6 separate regions of the Homo sapiens genome follow, and all the other regions are linked to region 6. The links are chromatin contacts, found by Hi-C or POLR2A ChIA-PET in ENCODE. All regions are on one chromosome and are shown on one strand. Each heading gives the region's core, a stretch centred on a gene start or an enhancer-like site at or near the end of the contact. The rest is flanking DNA. Distances are from core to core; before and after follow the strand shown. Region 1 holds the start of PIP5K1A (phosphatidylinositol-4-phosphate 5-kinase type 1 alpha). Region 2 holds the start of ARNT (aryl hydrocarbon receptor nuclear translocator). Region 3 holds the start of CERS2 (ceramide synthase 2). Region 4 holds the start of RFX5 (regulatory factor X5). Region 5 holds the start of ZNF687-AS1 (ZNF687 antisense RNA 1). Region 6 holds the start of RPRD2 (regulation of nuclear pre-mRNA domain containing 2).

Region 1 (4,664 bases), core at 1,036-3,535, 830 kb before region 6:
AATAAATAAATAAATAAATAAATACCCTGTCACTTTTACTTTATCCTATTTCATGCTTATAATGCAGCATGAGTTGTTCTGGTCCCCTAATACTTTTATAGGAAAGGTAAAAAATCCCCTCTCAACAAACTAAAAATAGAGATTTATTAAAAATAAATAAAACTGCAGCTTATTAAGAAGATATGTGTGACTAGATATTTCAGCATCTGAGCTGGAATGTGAAAGGTGGAAGGAACCCTATTCAGCAAATTCTAAACAGCAAAAACGCAACACCAGGCCTGAGGAAATACCAAAATCTCAAGCAAAGCATCCAACATCTGGCAGCGTCTATTCCAGTGTAGAAGCAGCAGTTACTGTGAAACACCAGACACTTCTGATGGAAGCGCTCAGTTTCTGACTCACCTCCCGCCCCCCCACCCGACACACATACACACACTTTCTCCCCTACACACAATCTACTGCTTTTCTTGTGAGCCTCCTCAGCCCTCCCTCAATCTTCATTCGTTTTTAACTATTAATACGCTGAGCTCTCTACATTAACCTGGCTCCATTCTCCAAATTCCAATCTCCTGATACAGCGTAAGCATTCTTCCAGTCCATTTTTCTATTATGCAATACTCCCCCACAACACTTACAGTCACCCCCCCACCCATCTTTCTTCTTCTCAGGCCTAATTTCCAAAACATCACTTCTCGCAGTCTCTACTGCAATTCAAGACTCCATTCCATCTTTCCCATCTGTTTTTAAGGTCTTTGACCTTAATTTCCTACATTCCTTAGACTCTCTTCAAAATTTCCATTCCTTCCCAAAGTTGGGCAGTTTAGAGTTGGGAATCACCAAAGGAATTAGTCTGAGAAAGTATGTATGTGTGTCTGTGTGCCTGTGCGGCCCTAAGGGTGGGGGTGCGAAGTGAGAAGGGGTGACACATTAGGGGGGAGTATCTGAGGGAAAAGATGGCTTCAACAACTCCCGCCCACCCAACAAAATTCACGATTCCCTACCTCTCCAGAAATCGAAAGCGTCCAATAACTTTTCGATATCTTTTAAGTCCCATGGCTTCTCTTCAACATTTTCATCCAATTAGCCCACAATCAACTTAGATTCCACCTGCCTCTCACACTAAGTAGTTCTCTCTACTTCTTAGGCCTCCATTTACTTTCTTAGTTTCTCTACTCCCTTCCGTTTCTCTTGTTTCCTACCGCAACTTCTTTTTTTTTTTTTTTGAGACAGGGTCTCACTCTCTCGCCCAGACTGGAGAGCAGTGGCCCAATCTCGGCTCACCGCAAGCTCTGCCTCCCAGGCTCAAGGGATTATCCTGCCTCAGCCTCCCAAGTAGCTGGGATTACAGATGCACGCCACTACTGTCCGGATAATTTTTGTATTTTTAGTAGGGACGAGATTTCTCTATGTTGGCCAGGCTCGTCTCGAACTTCTGACCTCAAATGATCCGCCCGCCAAGGCCTCCCAAAGTGCTGAGATTACAGGCGTGAGCCACCGCGCCGGGCCACCCTACCCCCACCTTCAATCTCCATCCGTCCTCCTCAAAGACAACCAAAGTTTTCGACAACTTCTTAATCAAACTTATCCTTTCCTCAAACTCCTGCCCGCTCATAAATCCCTATTTGAAAGCCCAGCTCGCGCCCACTTACCGGTAACACGTAGGACATTCCCAGCTACAGGTACCCTCTTAGGTCTCGCTCTTCCTCCCATCGCATATTCCTCACCAGCTCCCTACCCACGCCCTGCCGGGCTTACCTGAGGACAAGGTACAGGAAGGGACCGCGGGATCAAAGGATGAAAAACCGACCGAAGACGACGGCCCGGAGGAGGCCGACGCCATCTTAGCAGCCCCCTCCCCCTCAGCGGCCTGGCTCTCTTTCAATCCGGTTCTTCCTCTTCTCGGAATCGAATCTTCCCAACGTCTCTTTACAGAACCCGCGTTCTGTGGGCCACCTCCCCGCCCCCTCCGGGGCCTCCCTCAGACACGTCGAGCCGGCTCCTGGACCAGCTCAAGGCCACACCATTCGCCTGGCATGGGGAAGAACTCACGTCCCGCACCCCCTCCACAAGTTTAACCGCTTTCCACAGGGGATACTTTCCCCTTTCACAGAAGAGTAAGCTTAAGCTGGCTGCTGGGACCTTGCGCCCAGACCAAGCCACATCTGAAAAAAAAACGAGGCATGAAAAGTCCCAAAGGAGCGAACGCCCCTTCTCCGTCCTTCCTAACCACGGCCTGTTAATCGCCCAACCCGGCCGCTTCACTCCGGGTAGCCAAGCAAAAAATCCGAGCACTGCGCATGCGCCCGACCTTCTCGGGGCATCAGCCCACTCATTGGGGAGAAAAAAGGAGCAAAACCAATCGGGAGGCTGCTAATGGTCACGTGAGGTGGGTCCTCACGCCCTGACGAGTCCACGGGTGGAAGATGTGCGCGCGCGGGTTGGCCGACAGTCCCTACGGTGGCTCGGCAGGTCCTCTTAGGTTCAGTTCTTTGCTAGGACTGGGTCGAGTGATCTGAACTCGGGACAAGAGTCGGTCCGCCAAGTCCTCTGAAATTCCTAACCCAGGAAAGAACTCTCTGCGGGAGTACTGGTGTCAAGTCAGAGACGTTAAGGTGTCGAATATCACAAAACATTTAATACCACCAAGAACTCTTCTTAGTCTTTTTCCTGTTTTACTACTCTTGTTTACTATTTGATTAAACGTGCGTGCATGTCTTACCTTCCTCGGAATGGCATTCGAAATAGATCTGTGTTTTGTTTGCCTCAAGCACAAAGTTAGGCACTGCACAGTGACGGAGTTCAGTAAATATTTGATGCATGAATCAGTGAAGACCTGTCAAAAAAGGGCACGGGAGGCTATCAGGGACTTATCACAACCTTCCCGCGACCCAACCCCTTTAGCCTCCAACTGTCAATTATCTGTGCTCCAAAGGGCATGGAGATACACAGAAAAATTTCTCCCATTGTAGTCTTCGTAGTAACTGCTCGTTTTTAACAAAGTACCCCGTAGGCTATGAACCCTGGTGGGAAGACCAGTCTCTCTGAGCAGACTGTAAAACTTCTGGGGAGCAAGGACTGTGTTTGGTTCACTCTTGTATCTCCAGCTCCTCCAGTGACTTCGTACATAGTAGGGGCTCCATAATTATCTGTGGAATGAATAAATAAAGAGGAATGGTAAAACATTCGGGGTAAGAGTCGGTCAGATAGATCCTCTCAAACTCATGGCCCATGAAATAACTCCATTAAAACAGGTTTTGTGGCCGGGCGCGGTGGCTCACGCCTGTAATCCCAGCACTCTGGGAGGCCGAGGCGGGTGGATCACGAGGCCAGGAGATCGAGACCATCCTGGCTAACACGGTGAAACCCCGTCTCTACTAAAAATACAAAAAATTAGCCGGGCGTGGTGGCGGGCGCCTGTAGTCCCAGGCTACTCGGGAGCCTGGGGCAGGAGAATGGCATGAACCTGGGAGGCGGAGCTTGCAGTGAGCGGAGATCGCGCCACTGCACTCTAGCCTGGACGACAGAGCGAAACTGTCTCAAAACAAAACAAAACAAACAAACAAAAAAAACAGGTTTTGTAACCCCCAGAATGACCTGGTTATCCTCTTTCCAGATGTCTTGTGGGTCCTCATAAAGTAACCTAGGACCCGAACATCCATAGAATATCCCCATGCAGGCCGGGCGCCGTGGCTCACGCCTGAAATTCCAGCACTTTGGGAGGCCGAGGTAGGTGGATCATCTGAGCTCAGGAGTACGAGACAAGCCTGGCCAACATAGTGAAACCGCGTCTCTACTAAAAATACAAAAAATTAGCTGGGCGTGGTGGCGGGTGCCTGTAATCCCTGCTACTCGGGAGGCTGAGGCAGGAGAATCGCTTGAACCCAGGAGGCAGAGGTTGCAGTGAGCCAAGATCGCGCCATTGCACTCCAGCCTGGGCAACGAGAGCGAAACTCAGTCTCAAAAAAAAAAAAAAAAAGGCCGGGCGCAGTGGCTCACGCCTGTAAGCCCAGCACTTTGGGAGGCCGAGGCGGGCGGATCACCTGAGGTCGGGAGTTCAAGACCAGCCTGACCAACATGGAGAAACGCCGTCTCTACTAAAAATACAAAATTACCCAGGCGTAGTGGAGCATTCCTGTAATCCCAGCTACTCGCTACGCCGGAGGCTGAGGCAGGAGAATTGATTGAACCTGGGAGGCAGACGTTTCGGTGAGCCGAGATGGCGCCTTTGCACTCCAGCCTGGGCAACAAGAGCGAAACTCCAACTCAAAAAAAAAAAAAAAAAAAAATCCCCATGCATTTACTGCAGCCTTCTACTCCTCCCTTATGAAGATCTAAGATAATTGTTTCCCTGCTGCCACCTGCTGGATTATTCGTCTTCCTTTGGGCACCGAAAGTAGACAAAATCTTGTTTGTAATTCCACAGCAGTGGAATTTTGTTGTGTTGAAGTATTTTATAATTCCCTGTACCTATACCCTCCACTCAACTAAACAGGACAGGAACTAGTGAGGGGCACACTGAGCACAGGATTTGGCTCATAGGTATTCAATAAATAAATATTTGTTGAATAAATTATCCTTGTTTTCCGAAAAGGCATAGGATTGCTACCATTTCCTGAGTTACTTTAGAAATCGGATAGTGTAGCCGGACGCGGTGGCTCACGCCT
Region 2 (4,687 bases), core at 311-2,810, 510 kb before region 6:
AAACAAAAATTAGCCGGGCGTGGTGGTGCGCGCCTGTAATCCCAGCTACTCAGGAGGCTGAGGCAGGATAACTGCTTGAACCCGGGAGGGAGAGGTTGCAGTGAGCCAAGATCGCACCACTGCACTCCAGCCTGGGTGATGGAGCAAGACTCCGTCTCAGAAAAAAATAAAGAAAAAAGAAAATAAATCTGCACAGCCATCATCTTATTGATTCCCTATTAAAAACTCCTCACTGGCCAGGTGTGGTGGCTCACGCCTGTAATCCCAACAGTTTGTGAGACCGAGGCGGGCAGATTGCCTGATGTCAGGAGTTCGAGACCAGCCTGGCCAACGTCGTGAAACTCCATCTCTACTAAAAATACAAAAAACATTAGCCAGGCGTGTGGCGTGCGCCTGTAATCCCAGCTACTCAGGAGACTGAGGCAGGGGAATTGCTTGAACCGGGGAGGTGGAGGTTGCAGTGAGCCGAGATTGCGCCACTGCACTCCAGCCTGGGCGACAGAGAGAGACTCTGTCTCAAAAACAGACAAACAAAACTCCTCACTCTGTCCCTGTCACTGACCAAAGAAGTTACCCATTCTCAAATTACTTTCTTCATCTATTGCCTCCAATTTTGGCTGGCAATATCTCCCATACCAAACCGTTAACACCTGGATCCTTTTAGACTACCGGTTCCATAGCAGGCATTCAAAAGTTAGTCATTTAACTTTTTCACCAGGGACAAAAGTCCTTAAAAGAGGAAAAAAACTGGAAAGGATTACAAATCACCATGTGATGTTTAGGTGCTCTTTAGCACCTAAAGAGGATTTACAAGATACATTGTCTGCACGGCAACCACTCAGACGAATCCACCACCAAGCGAAGGTTTTTAGTAAAATATCCTTTTTTTTTTTTTTGAGACGGAGTTTCGCTCTTGTTGCCCAGACTGGCGTGCAGTGGCGCTATCTCGGCTCACTGCAACCTCTGCCTCCCAGGTTCAAGCGATTCTCCTGCCTCAGCCTCCCAAGAAGCTGGGATTACAGGCATGCGCCACCACGCCCGGCTAATTTTGTATTTTTAGTAGAGACGGGGTTTCGCCATGTTGGCCAGGCTGGTTTCGAACCCCTGGCCACAGGTGATCCGGCCGCCTCGGCCTCCCAAAGTGCTGGGATTACAGACGCGAGCCACCGCGCCCAGCCTAAAATACCCATTTTAATTGCATTTCAATGACGTTACTCGGTCATTGACCTCTTACGCAAGGAGGGCGAGATTAGGGAGACAGCTGGACTTCTTCCTCGCCCTCCCTTCACTGGACTGGCTGGCGCAGTGAGTAGCCCTGCCCTTGGACGATTTGGCATTTTCATTGGTCAATTTTTCTTAGGAGGCTGGCCGTGTGTTGACTCCGCCTACTATATAGGCGGGGTCTCCCCGCCGCAGGGGCTGGGATGCTGGGGGCTGCTGAAGCCGCCATCTTGGATTCCGCGGTAGCGGAGGCGGCGGTCAGGCGCCGCTTCTGGGGAGTGGCCTTTCTTTTCCCCTCCCTCCCGGTTCGGTGGCGGCGGCTCCTCCCACTGGGGGGGGGGGTGGCGCGGCGGCGGTGGCATCTGCGGCCATGGCGGCGACTACTGCCAACCCCGGTGAGGAGACGGAGGACTGGGGCGCCTCTAAAGGGGAGGGGCCGAAGGGGCTGACAACTAAGGAGACCCAGGGCTGAGGGGACGCAGCTGGAGCTGAAGGCGCCGGGGCGGGGCGGGGGCCGCGAGAGACGGTGGGGGAGCGGTGACCTGGGGAGGGGCCCGATCCCGGGGACTTGGGTAGACTCGAGTATACCCAAGGGAGCGAGGGGGCAGGTGGGAGTTGAGGGGGGCTCCCTGTCCTGACCTCCGTTGGAGCGGCAGCCAGTGCGGGGCTGGCCCGCCCTCACTCCTCGGTCGGCGTCTGGTCTGTGATGTGGTCCTCTTTTAACCCTCTGCCCGCTGGAGCCGCTTGATGCCGAAAACTGTAGGCAGAGTGTCTCGGTTTACTTTAAGAGTAGTTTGGATTCATAAACCCTGGACCACACTGCTCTTTAGTTGAGGCGTTGCTTCCAAACATTTAAAGGTTTAGATTTTAATTTAAAAAATAAAAAATGGACATTCTTTGATATATACGACGTTTCTTTAGGCTGTTACCTCCCACCCGCAACCCCCGTCCCCGTCTCCGTCCCCGGACTATACTTTGAAACTTAGATCTTGTGTTAAGAGGGCCTGTAGGTCTTTGCCTGCTGAGGGCAGGGGTTTGTGTAATGGTTATGGTTCCGGACAGGTCTTTAGTTCCACAGCCCCAGGTTTAAATCTTGTTAGGCCTACGTCGAGGCAATTTCCAAACTCTTTCAGAAAAGTTTGATTCCACACCATTTCTCAATTTCAAAAAATAATCAAATATCAAAAAGGTTTGGTCTGTTTTGTCTAAGAGATGGAGTAGGGTGTAGTGCAGTTCTAGAGAGATCAGATCTTCAAATTACTAGTCCCAGCCCTCTTTCCTCTATGTTACAGTTATTCCTCTTTAGAAGGCATTTCATTTTAGGGGTCTAGTTTATCTTGGAGACCTTGGTTATTCTTGCCAAATAAAGTCTATCCTTTTCCAAAAACCAATATATTTGATAGCCTTAAAAAGGGCCTTGAGATATGTGTGTGTGTTGCGTGGGGCGGAGAATTTCTTGAAAATAAAACAGTAGGAGTGATTACCCCCATCCCCACGTTGAAATTTAAATTAGATTTTTTTTCATGTTACTGAAAGGCAGTATGATTTTGCAATATCCAGATTTTGATAGGACAGTTGAATCACTGAAATTTCTTTTCTACCGTGTTTCTGGGAATAGCTATTTTAAGAAATGGTTAATTTGTCACGTCATTTTTTTTTAATCTTTTAAATTTTTTTTGAAGGAAAGGGAGGTAAAATTAATCGCAAAAATTACATTGCAGGAAGTGCTGAGTGATAGAATAAAACTATAAAACAGGAAAAATGCCGTTATGTCAAACCTGACCTTGTAGTAATATAACCTATCTGTGAACTATGGAATAAATAAACAAGATTTTTAACTGATCACACATTGCAAAATACTTATATAACCCTAGTTAAATTGCAAAGCATTTCTCTTATTAAGAAGTGGCCTGGGTAAACAAGTTTTAGTTCATATGTCAGAAGCTTTTTTCCAGCTGTGTGGGTGGGGTTGCTTTATTTTGTTTTGTTTTTTGAACAACAGCAACCAGAATGACAGCCTCTTGACCATATTTTCATAAGCTGATCAATATCAGCTTAAATCTTAGCAGAAAATAGCATATGTTAGTGTGTATGTGTGTGTGCAGAATCCTTGTTAATGAAACAGCTTTGTTTACTATGCTTTGGCTGCTTGCTTCTGCAATTTTTAGATTTCCTTTTTCTTTTTCTTTGTTTTCCTTTCTCCTCTCCCCTCTCTCCTGTCCCCTCTCCCCTCTTTTTCTTTTGCTACAGGGTCTTGCTCCTTGCTCTGTCGCCCAGTCTGGAGTGCAGTGGCAAGATCACTGCTCACGGCAGCCTCCACCTCAGGGGCTCAAGTGATCCTCTCACGATCAGCCTCCCGAATAGCTGGGACTACAGGTGCCTTGCCACCATGCGCGGTTAATTTTTAAATTTTTTTGTAGAGACAGATGCCTTGCTATGTTGCCCATGCTGATCTTGATCTCCTGGTCTCAAGCAAGCCTTGCCTCAGTCTCTCCAAGTTGGGAATACAGATGTGAGACACTTTGACCAGATTTCTTTTTTGATGTTGAAAAATTATTCCATCTCTTCTGACTTATTGATCCCATGTTCAGTTCAATCAAATCAGAAGATATATTTTCTTTTTTCTTTTCTCCCTTTGCTCTTGTATATCATGAGGAAGAGATCAGAGATACATTGTGGATTTTTTCAGTAGCCTGTTGCTTTTTGGGAAATGAGATTAATGAATGGAGGGACATAGGTGGAAATGTACTGTGCTTAGTGAAAGTAAATGTTTTCAGGTCAGAATTCTTTGCTACACTGTCATACCTTCTTTCCTTAGAGCCATTTTAAGGACTAGGGACACCATGCCTATTTCTTTGAGTTTTTTCTACTTTGTATTTTTGCTGGAGTACTAATTTTTTTTTTTTTTTTTTTTTTTTTACAATTCTTGTTAGTTTTGTCAAGATTTTAAAAAATATTTCACTCTTTAACCTTCACTTCAGTTAATCCTTTTTAAAAATAATACTTATTTTTATTTTTCAGACAGGTTCTTGCTCTGTCTCCCAGACTGTAGTGCAATGGTGTAATCACAGCTCACTGTAGCCTTGAACTCCTGAGCTCAAGTGATCTTCCCACCTCAGCCTCCTGAGTATCTGGGTCTACAGACACACACCACCACACCTGGATACATTTTTTAACTTTTTGTAGAAATGGGATCTTGCTATGTTGCCCAGGCTGATCTTGAACTCCTGTCCTCAAGCAATCCTCCCACCTTAGCCTCCTAAACTGCTGGGATTATAGGTGTGAGCCACTGACCCGGCCAAGTTAATCCTTAGGGTTAGTAATAGTGCTTGAACATGTTAATTGTGCTGGTGGCCCTGCAGTGTTTTTCAAGGGGACCACGTTCTTCTGCATTTTTCACTGTGGTGCTGCATTAGAAGAAGAGTAAAATATGGTTGGTACTCTCTAAGAGTTGTGTTGAAGTAAT
Region 3 (4,377 bases), core at 602-3,101, 610 kb before region 6:
CCTGGAAGGTCGAGGCTGCAGTGACAGAGTGAGACCTCCTCTCCAAAGGAAAAAAAAAAAAAAGAAAGGAAAGAAAGATACAATGGAAGATATGCTAATAAGGGAGGGAGGAGAAAAACACAGCTGGAGGGGTTGCTGGAAACTGGGAGATCAGGCAGGCCTGGGGCTTAGAAAAGCCTAGAGAAACCCTGGGAGCTGGTTAGGGGCCACCACTCTCATCTTTCCCATGGTGTGTCAGGGCTGCGGGTCCCCCTGAAAAGAGAGGCAGAACAAACAGTTGGGTCGGACAGCCTCTACCTCCTTACCCTCCAGAAAGGGCCTGAGATGAGGGATGGGCCCTCCAACTGGATTAGTGGGGGTTGCACTCCTTCCTACGAGTACTTGACCAGATAAACGGGGAAACAAGCTACTGTCAGAGGCTCTGATTGCAACAGCATAAAAAAGGCAATACTTCATCTAGGTGAGAAATTTGACAAAAGTACCTCTCCATGGAGTAAGCTGCAGCTCTCCCTGTATAGGAGCCCTCAAATACATCTTAGTCACCACTCGTTCACGTTAGGAGTTAAGACCAGCTTTCTAGGAAAACCATGTTGCATCTTCCAACAGTAATTACTTCTGAAACAGTAATTTTACCACACGACTCAAGGGGAAAACTTTTTTTTTTTAAATTTATAAAGGAGTTGGGGGTCTCGCTATGTTGACCAGGCTGGTCTTGAACTCTGACCTCAAGTGATCTGCCCACCTCGGCCACCCAAAGTGCTGAGATTACAGGCATAAGCCACGGCGCCAGGCCAAGGGGAGAACACTTTTTTTTTTTTTTTCCTGAGACGGAGTCTCACTCTGTCGCCCAGGCTGGAGTGCAGTGGCGAGATCTCGGCTCACTGCAAACTCCACCTCCAGGGTTCAAGCGATTCTCGTGGCTCAGCCTCCCGAGTAGCTGGGATTACAAGCGCGAGCCACCGTGCCCGGCTAATTTTTGTATTTTTAGTAGAGACAGGGTTTAACCATGTTGGCCAGGGTGGTCTCGAACGCCTGACCTCAGGTGATCTGCCCGCCTCGGCCTCCCAAAGTGCTGGGATTACAGGCGTGAGCCACCGCGCCCGGCCGGAAAACACTTTTTAACACGAAATCGAATACGGATAAACGTGGTGTCATTTGAAAACTCATACATTTTACAAAACAAAAGTTGGGGTGGCTCTTTCAGACAGGGCCGCCGGGTGTGCGCAAGTTCGGGTTTGCTCTTCCTTGCCACGGGGGTAGGTCCCGTAGCACCTAGGTGGAAAGGCCGCGGCTTTTACGGCGGGGTAGGCGAGGGTCGCCCGAGTGATCGCAGGCTCCGACTGGGTCTCGAGGGTCGGCTGCTTCGGTCTGCCCTGGAGAGGTTTTCAGCTTCGGCGCGAGGCACTTGGGCAGGATCCCCGGGCTGCACCCTCCTCCGCCCGCGCCCCGTGGGGCTGGAAGTGGGAATGTGCCCACCCTGGCGGGGACCGGGGGCCGCACAGCAGTTGGGGGTGGGTGGGGGTGGGTAGGAGTAAGGGGACAGGGACACCGCCGCTCGGAGCCCGGGACCCCGCGGCATCCAGTGCGTCTGTGTCGGTCCCAGTGGGAGACCTCCCACCCCGAAAAGAGACCGAAGTGGCGGAAGGAGCCCGCACCCGCCTCCCCAGGTCGGCGGTTTCTCTAGCGCAAGGTGACGGGCGTGGACGCGGCTGTGGGGCCGGGAGCGGAGGGTTGGGGTCTGGCCTCCCGCGCCGGGGCGAAGGGGCAGCCGCAGCGCAGAGGCCCGCCCCGCCCTCCCCTCCCGTCACGCCCAGCCTCCCGGCCCTTGGGCTGCTCGCGGCCTTTTTTTCCCGGCTGGGCTCGGGCTCAGCTCGACTGGGCTCGGCGGGCGGCGGCGGCGGCGCCGGCGGCTGGCGGAGGAGGGAGGGCGAGGGCGGGCGCGGGCCGGCGGGCGGGCGGAAGAGGGAGGAGAGGCGCGGGGAGCCAGGCCTCGGGGCCTCGGAGCAACCACCCGAGCAGACGGAGTACACGGAGCAGCGGCCCCGGCCCCGCCAACGCTGCCGCCGGGTGAGTCGGGGCCCCCGCCCGGCGCCCGAGCCCCGCGCGGGGGTGGGAAGGGGCTGCGGAAAAGTTGGGAGCCCCGGGTGCCGCTTTGTCGCGGGGCCGCGGAGGGGTCGGGCTGGGAAGGCCGCGGGGCCGGGGCGAGGAGGGAGGCGGCGCTGGCGGGGGGCGCTGCGGGCGCTCATGGCGGCGGCCGCCGGGTAAGGCGGGCGCAGCGCCTCAAGGGAGCGGCCGGGGCCGGCGGGCCTGGCGCCGCGGTGTCCGCGGCAGCGCCGCCCTGAGCCGGAGAAGCTTTCCCGGGCAACAGGTAGGGCGGAAGGTGGGGACGCGGGGGCTGCGGGCGACGGGGCCGAGCCGTGGGCTTCCCTTTGTTGGGGAGTGGAGGAGCTTGGTGACCATTGGCGCGAGAGCCTCCACCCTGGCAGCGGCCCGCGGGGTTGCCCTGGCCTGGACGCGTCCTGTGGCTTGGGTGGGAGGAGAGGGGAGGGCCCTGCCCCGTTTTCTTCCTACCGGCCCACCGTGCCCACCTCGCAGGCGAGGTCAGAGCTTCCATGTGCTTAACGGGAAACAGGAAGGAGCGGCCCGGAGCGCCTGCCCCGGCCCGGTAGGGCTAAGGCATACCGTTATGAGGTGTGGATGGCTGGCAAGGGAGCTCCTGGTGGAACTGGCTTTCTGGGCCGTAGCTTGTTAATCACTAGAGGCCCGTGGCAAGTGGGTTGACTGCAGGTGTAGAGCACTCATCTTTAGCCTGCAGTTGGAGTCTCTCCCTCCCTAAGCCTAGCTCCTGGCATCAAAACCTGGTTTCAGTCACCTGAGTTGCCAGGCCCAGGTTCAGGGGGTTCTGAGGATCGTGGCGAATGCAGTGAGCCCCTGTTCCTGGAGAAGTGAGTCCGAGCAGGCCTCCAGCAGGCAGTCACCCCCATATCTGTGCTGGGGCAGGGGTGGGTGGCGGTTGCTGCCGCATACCGGAGTCGGGATGACCGCACCGGGGTGTGAGTGGCTGCACATGTAAAGGGGCTCCTAAGGGTAAGGACTTGCCTGCAGTCCTGTCCCTGAGGACCTGGCGCTGACCATACCGTGATCTGCACAGTCTGTTCCAGAGAGGGATCCTTTTCTCCCCTGGTCCCCCACTTCCCTCACTGGGGCCTCTGGCCAGATTTTCCCCTGGGAGGAAGGGCCTCCTTTTACCCCTGTCACTGGCCATAGGCTGGCTGATCCCTCACTGTGTCCTTCAACACCGCCCCAGCTGTCTCTCAAACCCACCGGCGTCTCCCTGCCCCTGGGGCCATAGTCTCATGCAGTGTTTTGGTCCGTGGAGGCCTTTGGTGGGACTTTGCAGACAAGCTGTAGGCCAGATGAGGCTGAGGACTACTGTTCTGACTGCCTCTCACCCACCTCTTTTTTACAATCTGGCTTATTTTGAGGCCCATCCTGCAGCCTGGAGGGATAACACACCTCTCATTGGCTCCATCCATGGCTTGTAGACTTCTAGTACATGACCTGCTTCTGTTGCCTGAAAGTTTTCAACAAGGAAGACTATTCAGGACTTCTTCAGTGGAAGCAGGGAGCCGGTGGGACCTTTGTCACTCCTCCCTTGTCAACAACTCCTTTCTATTTTCCTCAGTTATTCTTCCAAACTATGAGAGCCAGTCAGACTGACCACCTGGAGTCTGAGAGAATTCCTTCCTCTCAGGCCGAAACTTCTGCCTTCTCAGCCGTTTGGATCTACAAACTCCCATGGGGATCCTCTGCTCCTTTCATCCACCTAGAGGGGTCTTGTGGGGGTGTCAGTCAGAGTTGGGGCAAAGGTTGGGGCTGGACAGAGTCCTGCTCAAGTTCCTGCTAATCTAATGCCAGTTAAATCCCTGCTCTTCTGGCCCCTCTCCAGCCTGTGCCTCAGAAAGTGGCATCTGTGCCTCCAAGGCAGGTGTGTGTGAGAGAGAGCGTAGACAGATACCATGTCTCTTCATGTGTATGGGGGAGTGAAGTCTGGGTGGAAAAGTGTTTCTAGATGTGATTTTCTCCATAAGAAGTCAAGTAACTGCCCTGAAGGCCCAGGGGGCCTGGAAAAACAGGGTTGTCTCCTTACCGTGTGTACACTTCAGCTTTTCTTGCCCCAGCCTCTTGTTTATGGGGTCTTGCTTGGATCTGTGTGCTGGTGCTAAGAGGCCTCCCCAGTACTGCCACAGGGACCCAACTCTTTGGTTCTGTGGGGATGTGTAAGTGAGGCCGGCCAGGCCCCAGCTGTCCTCCCCTCTCTTCATGTTGAGTCAGAGGTCCTGACCCTGCTGAATCTGGGGCCTCCCTGCTGGGGAG
Region 4 (4,315 bases), core at 1,816-4,315, 980 kb before region 6:
CCTTTTCTTTCACTCAACTCTACCTTCTATAGTGCTGTCAAAATCATCTCTTTTACTAGGTACTATGTACTATGATACTTTCTCCCCCCTTACTAAAGCTTCCAGTTTTTCCCTGTTATCTGCAAATTTTTAAGCTAGATAACTTACCCAAAACTCTGTTTGCAACCAAAGTGCTCTAGGTTCTCCTTCATACCAAACAGTGGTGTTAGGGCTATCTTTCCATCAGTCTATATCCATATTTGGCTTGCTATTTATTTATTTATTTATTTAGAGATGGAGTTTCGCTCTTGTTGCCCAGGCTGGAGTGCAATGGCATGATCTCGGCTCACCCAACCTCCGCCTCCCAGGTTCAAGCAATTCTCCTGCCTCAGCCTGCCAAGTAGCTGGGATTACAGGCATGCACCACCACGACTGGCTAATTTTGTTTTGTTTTTTGTTTTGTTTTTTGTTTTTTGTTTTTAGTAGAGACGGGGTTTCTCCATGTTGGTCAGGCTGGTCTCAAACTGACCTCAGGTGATCTGCCCACCTCAGCCTCCCAAAGTGCTGGGATTATAGGCATGAGCCACCACACCAGCCGGCTTTTTTTTTGTTTTTTGTTTGTTTGTTTGTTTTGAGACAGGGTCTTACTCTGTCACCCAGGCTGCACGACAGAGTGGTGCAATCATAGCTCACTGCAGCCTCGAACTCATGGGTAATAGTGATCCTCCTGCTTCAGCCTCCCAAGTTGCTGGAACCACAGGCATGTACCACCACACCTGGCTGTGTGTGGTGTGTGTGTGTGTGTGTGTGTGTGTGTGTGTGTGTGTGTGTGTGTGTGTTTAGAGAGAGACAGAGTCTCACTTTGTTGCCCAGGCTGGTCTCAAACTCCTGGCCCCAAGCAATCCTCTTGCCTTTGCCTCCCAAAGTATTGAGATTATAGGCATGAGCCATCATGTCCAGCCCGTTATACCCATATTTATTTATGAGTATCTGCAAATATGTATACATGCAGTCTAAGGCAGTGCTCAAAACAATCAGCTTTGAGGCAGACTGCCTGCCTTTGGATCCTGATTCTAGCACTTTCTACATATATGACTAAGGACAAGTCCCTTCACCTCTCCACATTGGTTTCCTCATCTGTAAAATGGAGACAGTAACAGTACCTACTTCAGAGAGTTGCTGTGAGCATTACACGAGGTGTTTAGCATTTGGTATGGTGTCTGATACCTAATAAACACCAAATAAATTTTTGTTTGTTTTTGTTTGAGACGGAGTTTCGCTCTTGTTGCCAGGCTGTAGTGTAATGGCACAATCCTCCGCCTCCCCAGTTCAAGTGATTCTCCTGCCTCAGCCTCCCGAGTAGCTGGGATTACAGGCATGCGCCACCACGCCCGGCTAATCTTGTATTTTTAGTAGAGACGGGGTTTCTTCATGTTGGTCAAGCTGGTCTCGAACTCCCAACCTTAGGTGATCCGCCCACCTCAGCCTCCCAAAGTTTTGGGATTACAGGCGTGAGCCACCGCGCCTGGCCTAATAAACACCAAATAAATTTTAGCTGTTATTAGAAAACCTGGCCAGGTGCAGTGGCTCACACCTGTAATCCCAGCACTTTGGGAGGCCAAGGCAGGTGGATCACCTGAAGTCAGGAGTTTGAGACCAGCCTGACCAACATGGTGAAACTCCGTCTCTACTAAAAACACAAAAATTATCTGGGCGTGGTGATGCACGTCTGTAAACCCAGTTACTCGGGAGGGTGAGGCAGGAGAATCGCTTGAACCCAGGAGGCGGAGGTTGCAGTGAGCCAAGATCGTGCCATTGCACTCCAGCCTGGGCAACAGAGCGAGACTCCGTCTCAAAGAAAAAAAAAAAAGAAAGAAAGAAAGAAAAAAGAAAACCTCTTGCCAATATATCCTTATTGCCCCAACTCCACAATCTCCTGGGTTCCCCCAGCACTCATAGAAGCTGATAATAGGGAAAGGTAGGCTGTAAAGGGCAATGGTGATGAGCTCAGGCAGCACTACTGTCTTCTTTACAAAAGCACATTAATGATGAGCCTGGAGAACATATTAGATGTCAGGATGGCAAATACAGTTTTGGTTGTAACATGACCGCTGCGCAAAACAAAATACATCCATGTAAGAGGCTTTCAACCTGGAGTCCATGACCTCTCTGAAATTAGATGCAAAACTTGGTCTCTGTGTGCATTTTTCATGGTAGAGGGTCCATTGCTTTTGTCTGATTCATAACCTTAAAATGTCTTAAGTAAGAGGGTTAAGAACCCATGACCTATTCAGTACAATGTTCCCTGAGTGTAAAAAGTTCCTGTGGCATCCAGCACCCCCGTGGGAGTCCATCAAAATTCCAGGGTTCACCGACTGCAGAACTATGGGGATGCAAATGCATTTGCAACTCTTTGGAAGTAAAGTACACACGGGAAACCAAGAAATACTAAGAGGGAAAAAGCATTTTAGTTTAATGGGTACAACTGCTGAGGTTTTGAGGCCTCCATCAAGAAGGAAAAGAGAGCCCAGATTGCAGGTCTGTTGCGAGTAAGTGTGTCTGCAGGTTGTATTAGGCATGTGGTGATGGTGATGGGGGGTTATAGGAGCTTACAGTGAACTTCCATCACTCCTACCCATCATTGTCTAGTTATTTTATCATCCATTGATTCTTCTCTTCCGGCAGCTCTGAGGACCGTAGACTAAACTGAAACACAAAAGGGGAGGGCAAAAGAAAAGACAGTTCCAAAGGGAGCCGAGCGCCCGTTCTTTCATCCTGCGGTCCCTTTAAGAGAAGAACCTCTTGGGACCTGCAGTCCCAACCGACCCCAGTTTTAACCGAAACCCAACCCGGACTTCCCCCTCTTGACTCAAATAAGACCAACTTTGGATTTTCCCTCCCCTATTGACCAATCAGATTCTGTTACCAGGCAGACTTCAGCGGCCGCCGGTACGAGCCCGGCGCCTTCTGTCTCCGGGTGGCAGCAGTGACCAATGACAGAGCAGGCCGCCCGTGTATCTAGGCAGATCGCGGCTGTTACAACCATTCAGAAAAAGGAAAATAAAGCAACGCACGAGCCGGCTGGGCCAGGACCTTGGGGCTGGGCTGGAGTGAAGGTGGCTACGAGGTAGTTTCTCTTTCTCCCTTACCTTTATTGTTGCTTGTGTTGGAAGGCGACTGTTCAGAGGTAGGGAGGGGCAAGATGAGTTGGGAGGAGAGCAGAAAAAGATTGTAGCTGTATTTTCAACAGCTTCTTCACCCATGTGCACGTGCCCGGAATCTGGGACCCCATTCCCCTGCCGGGTTTCTGACGCCCAGCGCATGAGTTCCGCTACCCCGCCCCACCCCCGCTCCACTTTGCAGAAACCGGGGATTGAATGGAGGGGGAAGGGAAGGAGGTGGGGGCGCGCCTCAGGATGGGCTGTTGTGGGAGATGACGTAGGGGCCGGCGACGTGGGGAGGGGGAGCAGCGGGGGAAGTCGTGGCGAGATTAAGTAATGAGAACTTGGGCCCAGTTTTTTTTCCAAGCCTAGAAGGGCAGAATATGTTCGTATCCTTTCTGACCTCCCAGGCATATGCAATGGTGAGGAGTATTTTTGAGAATTAGAGAACTTTGTTTTGTGGCTGTTATTGTTGTTTTTGAGGGGGAGGAGGGCAGTATGGGGTCAGAGGCAGAAATGAAAATTTCTTGCTAACATGGATTCCCAATCCCCCTATCTCTTCCTTTACAGTTTTCCAGATTTAGGAGACTTCAGAAAGGTGGGGCAGATAGAATGGAGATGGCAAAGATCTCTTTGGGCATATATGGGCCTGGCGAAGTAATGGAATAATTTCTAATTTTCGGAGAAGGCAAGTGGTGAGAAAAAGACCACCGGGGAAATTCGGAGGCTTTGTTTCTGTTTCTCTGCCTTTCTGGGTAAAGAGATGAGGAGTGCCCTGGGGCCTTCTGGGGAAGGGAAGGCCAGTGTGAGTTACATCTTTATGCCTGTCCCTCTCAATTCTAGCCCTCATGCCGGGATGGCAGAAGATGAGCCTGATGCTAAGAGCCCCAAGACTGGGGGAAGGGCCCCCCCAGGTGGTGCTGAGGCTGGGGAACCTACCACCCTTCTTCAGAGGCTCCGAGGTACCATTTCGTAAGTACTCATCACATCTCCAAGTCCTGTCCAAGACCTGAGTATAGATCCCTGCAGCACTTCACTTTGGCTGTAGATGAACTGCCTCTCAGCAAGGGCATGGGAGCAGAGGGAGATTTTTGGCCATGGTAGCAATTCTTGAGCACCTGCTGGGCATTTCAGTCCTTTTCCCTCCCTAGCAGTCAGATAAAGAGACAGGGAAA
Region 5 (4,882 bases), core at 2,096-4,595, 920 kb before region 6:
ATTCATGTCCGCATGGAATCAATTCATATTCTTCACGGATCTTCTGGGGTCCACACAGATCTGAAAGGCTGCATGTACAAAGGGACAATGCCATAAGCCAAGACTTAAGAAATGATCCTCGTTCAGCTTTATCAGGGGCGTGCAGTACAAGCAAGTTTCTTCAGTGCCTTACTTTTGCTGTTTGAAAGAGGACACAAATGGCCGGGTGTGGTGGCTCACATCTGTAATCCCAGCACTTTGGGAGGCCAATCACTTGGGCCCAGGAGTTCAAGACCACCCTGGGCAACATGGTGAAACTCCCCAGGCATGATGGCACGTGCCTGTAGTCCCAGCTATGCCTCCCAGCTGACATGGGAGGATCCCCTGAGCCCGGGAGGTCGAGGCTGTGATGGGCCATGATCATGCCACTGCACTCCAGCCTGGGTGACAGAGTGATACCGTCTCAAAAAAAAAAAAAAAAAAAAAAAAAAAGACAAGACAAGGCAGAGAGCACAAGTGATCTATGTATCATAGGGTTATTCTGAGCATAATACAAAATTGCTAATGTAAGAATCCCACCAAGAATACGATTTACTATTCCAGATGAACCAAGCAAGGACATGTCAGGTCAAGGAGGAACTGGAAAGGAATAAGCACTGGAACTCTAGGGCTGGGGTCGGAGGCAAGAGTCAGGGGTCATGCAGGATCAAGTCTAGGGCACCTGGGCCATCACTGGCACCTGGAGATCTAGCTTGGTCAGCAGGGAGAAAAGGACTCAAGGAAATTACCCAAGAGACCAAGATGGAAAGAATAAGACACAGGAACAGAAAGAGACAAAGAGAAGAGACAGAGGGGAAAATGGTGATGGCAGCCTGGTCACAAGGGCCCCAGCCTAGACCTCTCCTGTCACAAACACCTGCTGCTCGCTCACTACCTTCCCCAGAGTGCCTGGCCCTCCCCTAGCCAGCCCTTCCTTCTCCACCCCTCCCCATCTTGCTTTCCCGAGGCTAAAACTCCCAAGATACATACACATTTCTCCAGCACAGCTGCCACAGTGGGAAAAAGCCAGGCTCCCTCAACCCTCACCCATCATTTCTGCTCCAAGCTCCTCACCCCATTCCATCCCCTAACTTTAACTCCTCACCCTTTCCATTTTCCTGTGGCAACAGTAGCCCAGGAAGTTTCACCTAGCCTCAACCTGGCCAAGTGCAAAAAATAAAATTAAAAATCCCACAAGAATTATGTGGCACTAATCCAACAAGCAGGCCAGCTCAGAGTTTGTGGGAGACCCAGGTCTGTCCCCTACCAGTGTCTCCCCATGAGTGTTTCTGTATCTACGAAGAAGCAACTAAAGAGTCTATCCCTATCCATTCCCTGCCCAGGTTGCAGGCCATTTCCCAGCCAGCTCTCCCACCTCTCTCCAGTCTTCAGACTGTAACTAGAGACAGTCCCAGCAAGTGGCAGCTGGGATTGCTGGGACCAAGGTTGGGGTGGGGGCAAAACCAAAGGGGGAGTCCTCCCCTCACCCCCACCCTATTCAATTCTGCAGAATCTGGGTTTAAACAAAAACCCTTGTCTCTATAGGCCTGGCTCCTAAGCCTGGTTCCCTCCTGACCAGAGGCCTGAGCTACCTTCCACTCAGGTACTCAGAAAAGTGGACTGCTACAACGAAGACCAGCGGGGACTAGGAGAAAACACCTGCGAACTCACCCGCCCCCACACCCCGCCAGCCACCTCCCTCTTGGGTGCCCCAGTGACTTAGAGGTCATCCGATGGCCACCCACCCAGAGCAGACAGTCGACCAAGCAAGCCGCCAAGCTCAAGCCAAGGAGGATCAGGCCTTCCTGCGACTGCTGAGCCCTGTCTCTAGGGCTCCTATCTCCCCCGCCCCCTTTCCCTCTGTGGTTCCCCAAAAGCCAAAGAGGCTGAACAGGAAGAGGCTGAACAGGCCCAGGTCGAGTGGGGGCTCCACTGACCTTTGCCCGGGCCCAAGGCCTGCAGCGCAGAGGAGGGCGAGGGGCTGGCGGCGATTAGGTTGAGGCCAAGCTGGGTAGCAGACGGAATTAAGTCCCTGCCATCTGCCGAGGGCTGGCGCGGGGAGCAAGTCCTGGGTTTCGAGGAGGGGGCGGGGTGTACACATGAGAAACTACAAGGGAAACTGAGGCGCGCGGCCCTTCTCTCACTCGCACCGGCGTGCGAAGCGAAGGCCGGGCCTCAGCCAGGCCAGGCCCTTTGGGAGCTGCTGCGCAGCACCTGGGGACCCAGGACTACACAGGATAGGGTGGGGAGCTGGAAAGAGGGGAGGAGAGAGGGGACGGTCTCTGCGCGACTCTCAGCTCTCTAGCTGGGGTCCGTCCCAACTCGGACCTCGTCCCCTCCCCTCCGGGCGCAGCGGAGCCTCCTCCCGCCGCGCACTCCCGGAGGCTCGCTAGAGACTGGAGACTGATCGGGGGGTGCGCAGGGGGCCGGGGGCGCAAGCCTGAGTCTTGCCCGGGCCCGGACGCTGACCCGCACCCAGTCGGGGTGCAGGTTCTGCTCCGGCCTGGCCCAGGTCCCCCGCCCCCATCCCCGGGAACGGACACCATTTTAGGTCGCGACATCCCGCAGCCTTCAATCTCCGGGCCGCACTTCGGGTGCCTCTCGAGCCGGGGGCGCCAGGACCTGGGGTTCTCGACCCTCCTGGGGGTTTACCCGGCTACGGACTGTGCTTACAACAGGCCAGGAGTTTCGCCCATCCGCCCCAATGGATGGAGGCGGTGTCTGGGCCTTCCTAGAAGCCGCCCCAGGGGGCGGCGCGGAGAAGGGGGTAGTTGACCAAGTGGGGGAGGGGCGGGGGTATTTACCCGCCCCCCCCAAGGGGGCGGAGCCAAGGGCGGGTATTTACCCCAGGCACGCTTACTTGTTCCGCTCCTGGTGCGGGCCGAGACCCGGCGGTCTCTACCCCGCTCCAGCCGCTGCAGCCACCGCCGCCCTCCCCGCGGCCGCCGCTACTTCCTGCTTCTCTCCGGTTCGGCCTCCCCACTCCCTCTCCTCCCTCCGCGCTCCAGGTCTGGGCTGCCCGTTTTCGCACTCGCCATTGGCCCTTGCCCCCGTCGCTCAGCCCTGTGCCCCTTCCAGCCCCGCACTGGGTTGGCCCTAAATACTGCCGCTCGGAACTAGCCCCGCACAGTCCTCTTATGCTCATTGGGCAAGGGGCCGAGGCCCTCTGAAGATACCTCTCCCCATTGGCTGCGCCGGGGTCCGTCTGCCCCATCTACGAGTCTCGTAAACGATTGGCCTCCGCCACTGTCGCTTAGAAAGAAGCCAGCCTGCTTCCCAGCTTGCCTACTGGAAGGGGGAGCACCCAGGTGCGTCTCCGCCCCTCGCTCCCTACTGGCCGCTCGAAGCTTGAAGCTGCAGTTCACTTTCGCGAATGTAAGGAACCCAGCTTCTGTGTGGTGGGCACTGAGAGCAGAACCGCATTGAGTCGGAGTGGAGCACAGAAGTGTAGGTCCTTTTGCGCTGTTTCAAGCTAAACCCGTGTCACTGATGCCGTACAGAAGTTACAGAATGGGACGCCACCCCAAACATTACGTCATCCGCTGACCATTTCCTTGCGGTCTTCCCACCGTCTAAATCGCCATATAATCTGATGGATGGGGTCCTCGCGCGGTTCAGCTCCTGGGCGACAGCGTAACCCGTCGCTCCTCCCTCTGCGGGAGGGCGTGGACGGGGCACGGGATTTGGAGCATGGAAGGAATCGGGACCTAAAGGTTGGGAAGGGCTCGCGGACCGGAAGCGGGGGAGGTGACGTAGGAGTGCTGGCGTGGCCGGGCCATTTCCAAAGAGGCATTAAAGGAGCAACTGATAGGCGTCCTAAGTATGGGCTGGGGGGGGAACCGCCAGCTCCATTTCCCATTTAAGGGCTCCCCTTTTCCCCGCCCCCAGCATGGAGTGGGGGTGGGGTCAAGGTCGAGTTTTCCCGCGCTTTGTTGCCACGCCCCCTGGAGGCGGGGGAAAGGGAGGAGTCGCTCGGAAAATGAATCTCCTTGATGCTCTAATAGCACTCACTGGCAGAATTCGTATGCAAGCCCAGTGTGCCACCTCGCGCACGCAGCCGCTCGTTAACGGCGTGTTTTTATTTTTTAATTAATTTTTTTGAGGCAGAGCCTCACTCTGCTGCCCAGGCGGGAGCACAGTGGCGCGATCACGGCTGACTGCAGCCTCAACCTCCCAGGCTCCAGTGATCCTCCCGCCTCAGCCTCCTGAGTAGCTGGGACTACAAGTGAGCGCCAAATCGCCCTGCTAACTTTTTTATTTTTTGAAGAGACAGGGTTTTGCCATGTTGCCCAGGCTGGTCTCAAGCAATCCTACAGACGTGAGCCACTACTCCCTACCTTGGCGAAGTTTTTTATTTTTTATTTTTTGAAACGGGGCCTCATTCTGTCGTCCAGACTGGAGTGCAGTGGCGGGATCTCGGCTCACGGCAACCTCCGTCTCCCAGGCTCAAGCAATTCTCCTGCCTCAGCCTTCCGACCAGCTGGGATTACAGGTGTGCGACACTACCCGCCCGGCTAATTTTTGTTTTTTTCTTTTTTTTTTTTTTTTGAGACGGAGTCTCGCTGTGTCGCCCAGGCTGGAGTGCAGTGGCGCGATCTCGGCTCACTGCAAGCTCCGCCTCCCGGGTTCACGCCATTCTCCTGCCTCAGCCTCCCGAGTAGCTGGGACTGCAGGCGCTCTCCACAATGCCCGGCTAATTTTTTGTGTTTTTAGTAGAGACGGGGTTTCACCGTGTTAGCCAGGATAGTCTTGATCTCCTGACCTCGTGATCCGCCCGCCTCGGCCTCCCAAAGTGCTGGGATTACAGGCATGAGCCACCGCGGCCGGCCATTTTTGTATTTTTAGTAGAGACGGGGTTTCACCG
Region 6 (4,587 bases), core at 1,473-3,972:
CATACAGTTAAAGCCCCAGAGCCCAAGGTGAGGAAATGTAAAATGCTTGCATAGGTCAGTAAAAATGTTTTAAAATAGGGTGGAGAAGAGGTTCTCTCACTCACATTAGAACTGTTTGCAATATATCACTGGTATACCAAGAACGTTAAACATTATTTTACAAAGTTAATGATGAAGTCAAACCCTAACCCCACCATTTTACTGAGTAACCTTAAGCAACTTAATTTCCGAGTCTTAGTTTCCTCGTTTGTAAATCAGTGATTAAAAAATCTACTTCTCAGACGATTTTAAGGTACAATGAGATGACTGGGCACATAGCAGATACTTAACATGTGAGTCTTCAATGATGACTGTTATCATATTTGATGTTTTTGCACGTTATAATTTTACCTCTGGGCAAGAAAATAACTCTTTGATCGGTTATTGGTAAACACAGGTAATTCTGTCCGGTATCTACTAATTTCTCTGCATTATTATTCAAAGAACCACAAAACATCCCTCCCAAAACTTTAAACACAAATAGTTCGAAGCATGGGGCCTATAATTTTGCAAGTTTTATCTATCTGTTCTCTAAAAGGTAAACAAATCAAAACACTACAGGAGCAATGGCAGAAGTGGAATAAGGCAGAATAACTGGATGATGGGTCTCACTGGTGAAATGCCGCAGGCAGGAAGCAAAGAAAAATTCTAATAGATGTATATGGAGTATGAGTTAACCCTCTCTTCTCAGCAGGAAACAGTAACTTCTCCACACTTCCTCCTATAAGATTTGAAACGTTCTGCAAACAATCCATGCTTTAACAGAGCTCGTTTCTGCAGTAAAGCAGCAAAATGGAAAAATCTCCAGGATAAAGACAAAAAAAACATAACTGGAGAAAAAGGTACTACATATTCAAAAAGCACATTTCCTGTGCACATTACCCATGAGATCAACTCAATTGTGTAAAAAGGTATTTCAGGTAATTAAAAAGTAACGGGGCCGGGCACGGGGGGCTCACGTCTGTAATCCCTGCACTTTGGGAGGCCGAGGCAGGTGGATCACCTGAGGTCGGGAGTTCGAGACCAGCCAGGCCACAATGATGAAACCCCGTCTCTACTAAAAATACAAATAATTAGCCGGACATGGTGGCGGGCGCCTGTAATCCCGACTACTCGCGAGGCTGAGACAGGAGAATCGCTTGAACCCGGGAGGTGGAGGTTGCAGTGAGCCGAGATCGCGCCACTGCACTCCAGCCTGGGCGACAAGAGCAAAACTCCGTCTCAAAAAAAAAGAGGAACTGGACACGCTTTATATTTGAAGGTATTAACGATGATACTGACTACTGTATCGCAGTTGTTTCTGGTCAGTATCCAAGAAACCTGTATTTTATTGCAGCAAACACAGGTACAGGGAAAACCCGGTGGTGCCTCAGATCTATGTAGAGCTCATGCTGCTTCTTAACATTCATCCAGGTAAGGCTCTCCTTACTACACATCACAAGTTTTAGATACATTCATCCAGACAAGGCACTCCTCATTAAACATCACTGGATTTACTACTGCTTAAAACCACAGCTCGCCTACCATCAGGAAAGCCAGAAATCATTAACACGTCAAGGCCTGTAAGAAATAAACAGACGCTACAATTTCCGCGAAGGTTCGGAAAAATCAATACACCTTACAAGGCTCTGAAATATTAAAAACAATATACGTAAATCTCCATGGATCTGGGCCCAACGGCCCAAGGTCACAACAATTCAATGGCTAAAAAACCCAAGAAATGAGTCTCCTGCAATTCAGGACAATCCTGGCTAGGAATGGAGTCTGGGTTTGGGACCACTGGGGTCAAACCTTTAATGTGAACAACCCCAACCAAATGCTGCGGCTCCGTGGGAAAACCCCAAGCGTTTCAGGCCACACTTCCTTCCATTTCCCCAGTCTTCCCTTCCCTAGTCACCCCCAACACTCACATCTCCGGAGCCACTTCATCCAATGATAGACGATAGTACTGTGGTGTTTTTTGTTCTCTATACACCAAGACGACAAGCCTTGAATGGACTCCATGGTGTTGGTTACCGACTGGAATTTTCGATCCAACGAGGACTCCAGAGCCCCTGCCGAAGAGGCCGACGAGGAGGAGGCCTTACTGCTGCCTCCGCCGCCGCCGGCCGCCATCTTCCCGGTTTGCACAAGCGCTGCTGCTCCTCTGGCGGCGGCGGCGGCGGCGGCGGCGGGAGCGGGCAAAACAATCACTGCGAGTGCGTGAAAGCCGTAGGTGGGGAGGGAAGCTAGGGGGTGGGGATGGTGCACGCGCTGGGCTCTTCTGGAGGTACGGACGGGAACACCAGCTGCTGGGCACGCTGGCAGCTCCTACACGCTGCAAGGAGGGGCTGCGGGTCTCGGAGGTTTTATCAATATTGTTCAAGGGGTCGTGTTTAAACCAGTCAGTAATCACGGAAAAATTACGCAGAAAACAGGACCTGCAAAGCCTTTCAAAACGCCTGACGCCGAAACTAATCGTTTTATACTTTTCGGCTCTCAGTGCTAAGGCCCTTCCCCGCCCCTGTTCCCACACTCCTGTGAGCCAGGTCGGGCGTTAATATCTTAAATGTAATACTACCCGACTGCCCCTTCAGTTGCAGAAATCTTTCTTTCCTTTAGACTCGCTAGCACAGAAAAGGTCCAAGGCTACCTAGTCAGGATTTTTTTTGCAACGCAATAGCAGCAAAGGGGCAGCAACAGTATCGCGCACGCGCCACTTGGCCCCACCCCCCTACCCCTGCTTCCTTCTCAACCTTGAAAGCAGAGGGAGGCGTGATGGCGGGGCAACCTGACCAATCAGGAGTGGAGAACCACAAGCGCGCGCAGGAGCTCTGAAGCCCCCAGGGCCCAGGAGGCGCTACGATTATTTTTGCGCCTGCGCAGAAGATAAGCGTGTAACGGGATGGAAGGAAAAACTGGGAGGGATGGGTGAGGGAGCTGGTATAACTAAGGTTAGCCGGGTGGGGGGGTTCCCCTGCCCCGCCCTTTGCTGCTTTTGGCCGCTCTCTTGGGTGTGTTCAGCTCACACAACAGAGACAGAAAATTCCCACCACTGAGACCACTGTTAGTCTTCAGGGGGCTGCAGCCATCGCCCCCAACTCCTCGGAGGAGCAACGCGCGACAAAATGGCTGGCAGCCATCTTGCGGCACCACAAAAGATGCGCATGCGCCAGATCCAGTGAGCCATTCACTACGCAGACTCCGACACCAAACCGTATTTATTGCTGCCCATAGAAGATAACATTCACAGCCGCTTGACCATTTAGGTTACAGGAAAAGGAAATAAATGAGGAAGTGAAAGGAAATTTTCCTCATAAAATTTTTCGAGGCGAAAAAAGAATGGCAAGATGTGACCTCATTTTCGCCAGCTATGATACAATCTTAAAATTGCATAATACATTACAGTTTTCAAGAGTCTTACGTAACTATTATATGAACCTTATACGAACCATTTTATCGCAGGTATCTATGTAAATCCTCTGAGCTAATTTAAAGGCTCCTGTGTTCCCACTAAACATATACAGTTTTAATTCTTTTAACGTCTCCTCACTGCGGCCATGCCTCTTGAGGCAGGGAACCTGTTTTGTCAAGTTCATGTCCACTATTCATTAATTCAACGAGTTGTTGAACCTCTTGTGCCAAGTACTGTTTTAGATCATGGGGAGCAAAACAGACAAAAATCCGTTCCCTCCGGGATTTAGTGGCAGGACACCACCAACAAGTACATTTCAGACAGTATTAAATTCTGTAAAAAGGTGAAGCAGGGTAAGGGAGAAAGGGGTGTGTGTGTGTGCGCGCGTGTGTGTACGTGTGCACGGCACGCACGCGCCAGTATAAGAATGGTGGTATGGTGAACCAGGAAGTCTTCTCGAAAGAAATAACTCGATCTGAACATTGAGAAAAAAGCAACCAAGCAGATATGCGAGACGGGGAGCGGAACATGCTGGCATTAGGAACAGCAAGTGCAAAGGCTCTAAAATACAGTCTCGCTCTGTCCCTGCCAAGGCTAGAGTGCAGTGGCACTATCATATCGCACAGCAGCCTCAATCCCCCAGACTCAAGTGGTCCTCCTGCCTCAGCAGCACAAGTAGCTGGGACTACAGGCCTGCACCACCACACCTAGCTAAAAAAACAAAACAACAACAACAACATTTTTTTGAGAGGGGGAGTCTCCCTATGTTGCCCAGGCTGGTCTCAAACTCCTAGCCTCAAGCAGTCCTCCTGCTTTCAGCCTCCCGAAGTGCTGGGATTATAAGCTTGAGCCGCCATGCCTGGTCCTGACCCCACATTTTTTTTTTTTCTGTAACTCTAGCCAAAGACCCACTTTTTTATAGACTATTTTTAGAGCAGTTTTAGATTCACGGCAATTGTGTGGAAAGCACAAGGAATTCCATATACCACCTGCCCCCACACATGAATACCCTCCCCCATTATCAATGTCACGCACCAGAACGATACATCTGTTACAACTGACAAACCTACACTGACACATTATCACCCAAAGCCCATAGTTTACATTAGGGTTCGCTCTTGGTGTTATACCTTGAGTTTGGACAAATGTGCATG

Evidence for each region. Hi-C counts contacts between places; a loop is a spot of excess contacts on that map. ChIA-PET counts read pairs that join two places held with the same protein, here RNA polymerase II (POLR2A). Pooled maps may share reads with other maps.
Region 1: a pooled map shows a loop between it and region 6 (14-fold over the local background). The contact joins the promoter of PIP5K1A here to the promoter of RPRD2 in region 6. A Hi-C loop is called at or near these places in 1 of 37 single-sample maps with no recorded cell type and 9 of 50 pooled maps. POLR2A ChIA-PET finds 5 or more read pairs at or near these places in 5 of 52 experiments (CD4-positive, alpha-beta T cell, H1, MCF 10A and 2 more).
Region 2: a map of B cell shows a loop between it and region 6 (12-fold over the local background). The contact joins the promoter of ARNT here to the promoter of RPRD2 in region 6. A Hi-C loop is called at or near these places in 4 of 168 maps with a recorded cell type or tissue (B cell, CD4-positive, alpha-beta memory T cell, ascending aorta and 1 more), 4 of 37 single-sample maps with no recorded cell type and 19 of 50 pooled maps. POLR2A ChIA-PET finds 5 or more read pairs at or near these places in 3 of 52 experiments (CD4-positive, alpha-beta T cell, MCF 10A and Panc1).
Region 3: a loop to region 6 is called in a pooled map, with 5 times the contacts of the local background. The contact joins the promoter of CERS2 here to the promoter of RPRD2 in region 6. A Hi-C loop is called at or near these places in 1 of 168 maps with a recorded cell type or tissue (B cell), 1 of 37 single-sample maps with no recorded cell type and 14 of 50 pooled maps. POLR2A ChIA-PET finds 5 or more read pairs at or near these places in 5 of 52 experiments (CD4-positive, alpha-beta memory T cell, H1, Panc1 and 2 more).
Region 4: a loop to region 6 is called in a map of CD8-positive, alpha-beta T cell, with 3 times the contacts of the local background. The contact joins the promoter of RFX5 here to the promoter of RPRD2 in region 6. A Hi-C loop is called at or near these places in 1 of 168 maps with a recorded cell type or tissue (CD8-positive, alpha-beta T cell), 1 of 37 single-sample maps with no recorded cell type and 7 of 50 pooled maps.
Region 5: a pooled map shows a loop between it and region 6 (11-fold over the local background). The contact joins the promoter of ZNF687-AS1 here to the promoter of RPRD2 in region 6. A Hi-C loop is called at or near these places in 1 of 37 single-sample maps with no recorded cell type and 9 of 50 pooled maps. POLR2A ChIA-PET finds 5 or more read pairs at or near these places in 7 of 52 experiments (B cell, CD8-positive, alpha-beta T cell, CD8-positive, alpha-beta memory T cell and 4 more).

Annotation. Positions count from the first base shown.
Region 1 is chr1:151,196,173-151,200,836 of GRCh38, reverse strand. It overlaps PIP5K1A (phosphatidylinositol-4-phosphate 5-kinase type 1 alpha), which reads right to left and starts at 2,285. Exons shown (of 16, transcript NM_001135638.2): 1 at 1,756-2,285. The coding sequence starts at 1,840. LOC124904419 (a long non-coding RNA gene) reads left to right here and starts at 2,312. Exons shown (of 2, transcript XR_007066620.1): 1 at 2,312-2,386; 2 at 2,497-2,730. RefSeq lists enhancers at 1,808-1,887, 1,988-2,187.
Region 2 is chr1:150,873,472-150,878,158 of GRCh38, reverse strand. ARNT (aryl hydrocarbon receptor nuclear translocator) reads left to right here and starts at 1,560. Exons shown (of 22, transcript NM_001668.4): 1 at 1,560-1,616. The coding sequence starts at 1,592. RefSeq lists silencers at 1,228-1,501, 1,505-1,934 and enhancers at 2,995-3,494, 3,495-3,996.
Region 3 is chr1:150,972,309-150,976,685 of GRCh38, reverse strand. It overlaps CERS2 (ceramide synthase 2), which reads left to right and starts at 1,851. Exons shown (of 11, transcript NM_022075.5): 1 at 1,851-2,067. RefSeq lists silencers at 1,547-1,986, 2,007-2,496, a cis regulatory region at 2,672 and enhancers at 2,600-2,744, 2,702-3,633.
Region 4 is chr1:151,346,002-151,350,316 of GRCh38, reverse strand. It overlaps RFX5 (regulatory factor X5), which reads left to right and starts at 3,065. Exons shown (of 11, transcript NM_001025603.2): 1 at 3,065-3,106; 2 at 3,711-3,828; 3 at 3,984-4,112. The coding sequence starts at 3,997. RFX5-AS1 (RFX5 antisense RNA 1) reads right to left here and starts at 3,307. Exons shown (of 2, transcript NR_131972.1): 1 at 3,129-3,307; 2 at 2,426-2,685. RefSeq lists enhancers at 2,651-3,000, 2,967-3,549, 2,604-3,803, 4,143-4,232.
Region 5 is chr1:151,280,392-151,285,273 of GRCh38, reverse strand. It overlaps ZNF687-AS1 (ZNF687 antisense RNA 1), which reads left to right and starts at 3,345. Exons shown (of 2, transcript NR_135595.1): 1 at 3,345-3,731. ZNF687 (zinc finger protein 687) reads right to left here and starts at 2,975. Exons shown (of 9, transcript NM_020832.3): 1 at 2,879-2,975. RefSeq lists enhancers at 1,864-1,933, 2,242-3,127, 3,174-3,403, 3,434-3,633, 3,128-4,012 and silencers at 2,354-2,513, 2,794-3,073, 3,755-4,095.
Region 6 is chr1:150,362,282-150,366,868 of GRCh38, reverse strand. It overlaps RPRD2 (regulation of nuclear pre-mRNA domain containing 2), which reads right to left and starts at 2,722. Exons shown (of 11, transcript NM_015203.5): 1 at 1,950-2,722. The coding sequence starts at 2,154. RefSeq lists enhancers at 1,162-1,451, 1,935-2,214, 2,965-3,274, 3,435-3,504, 3,485-4,427.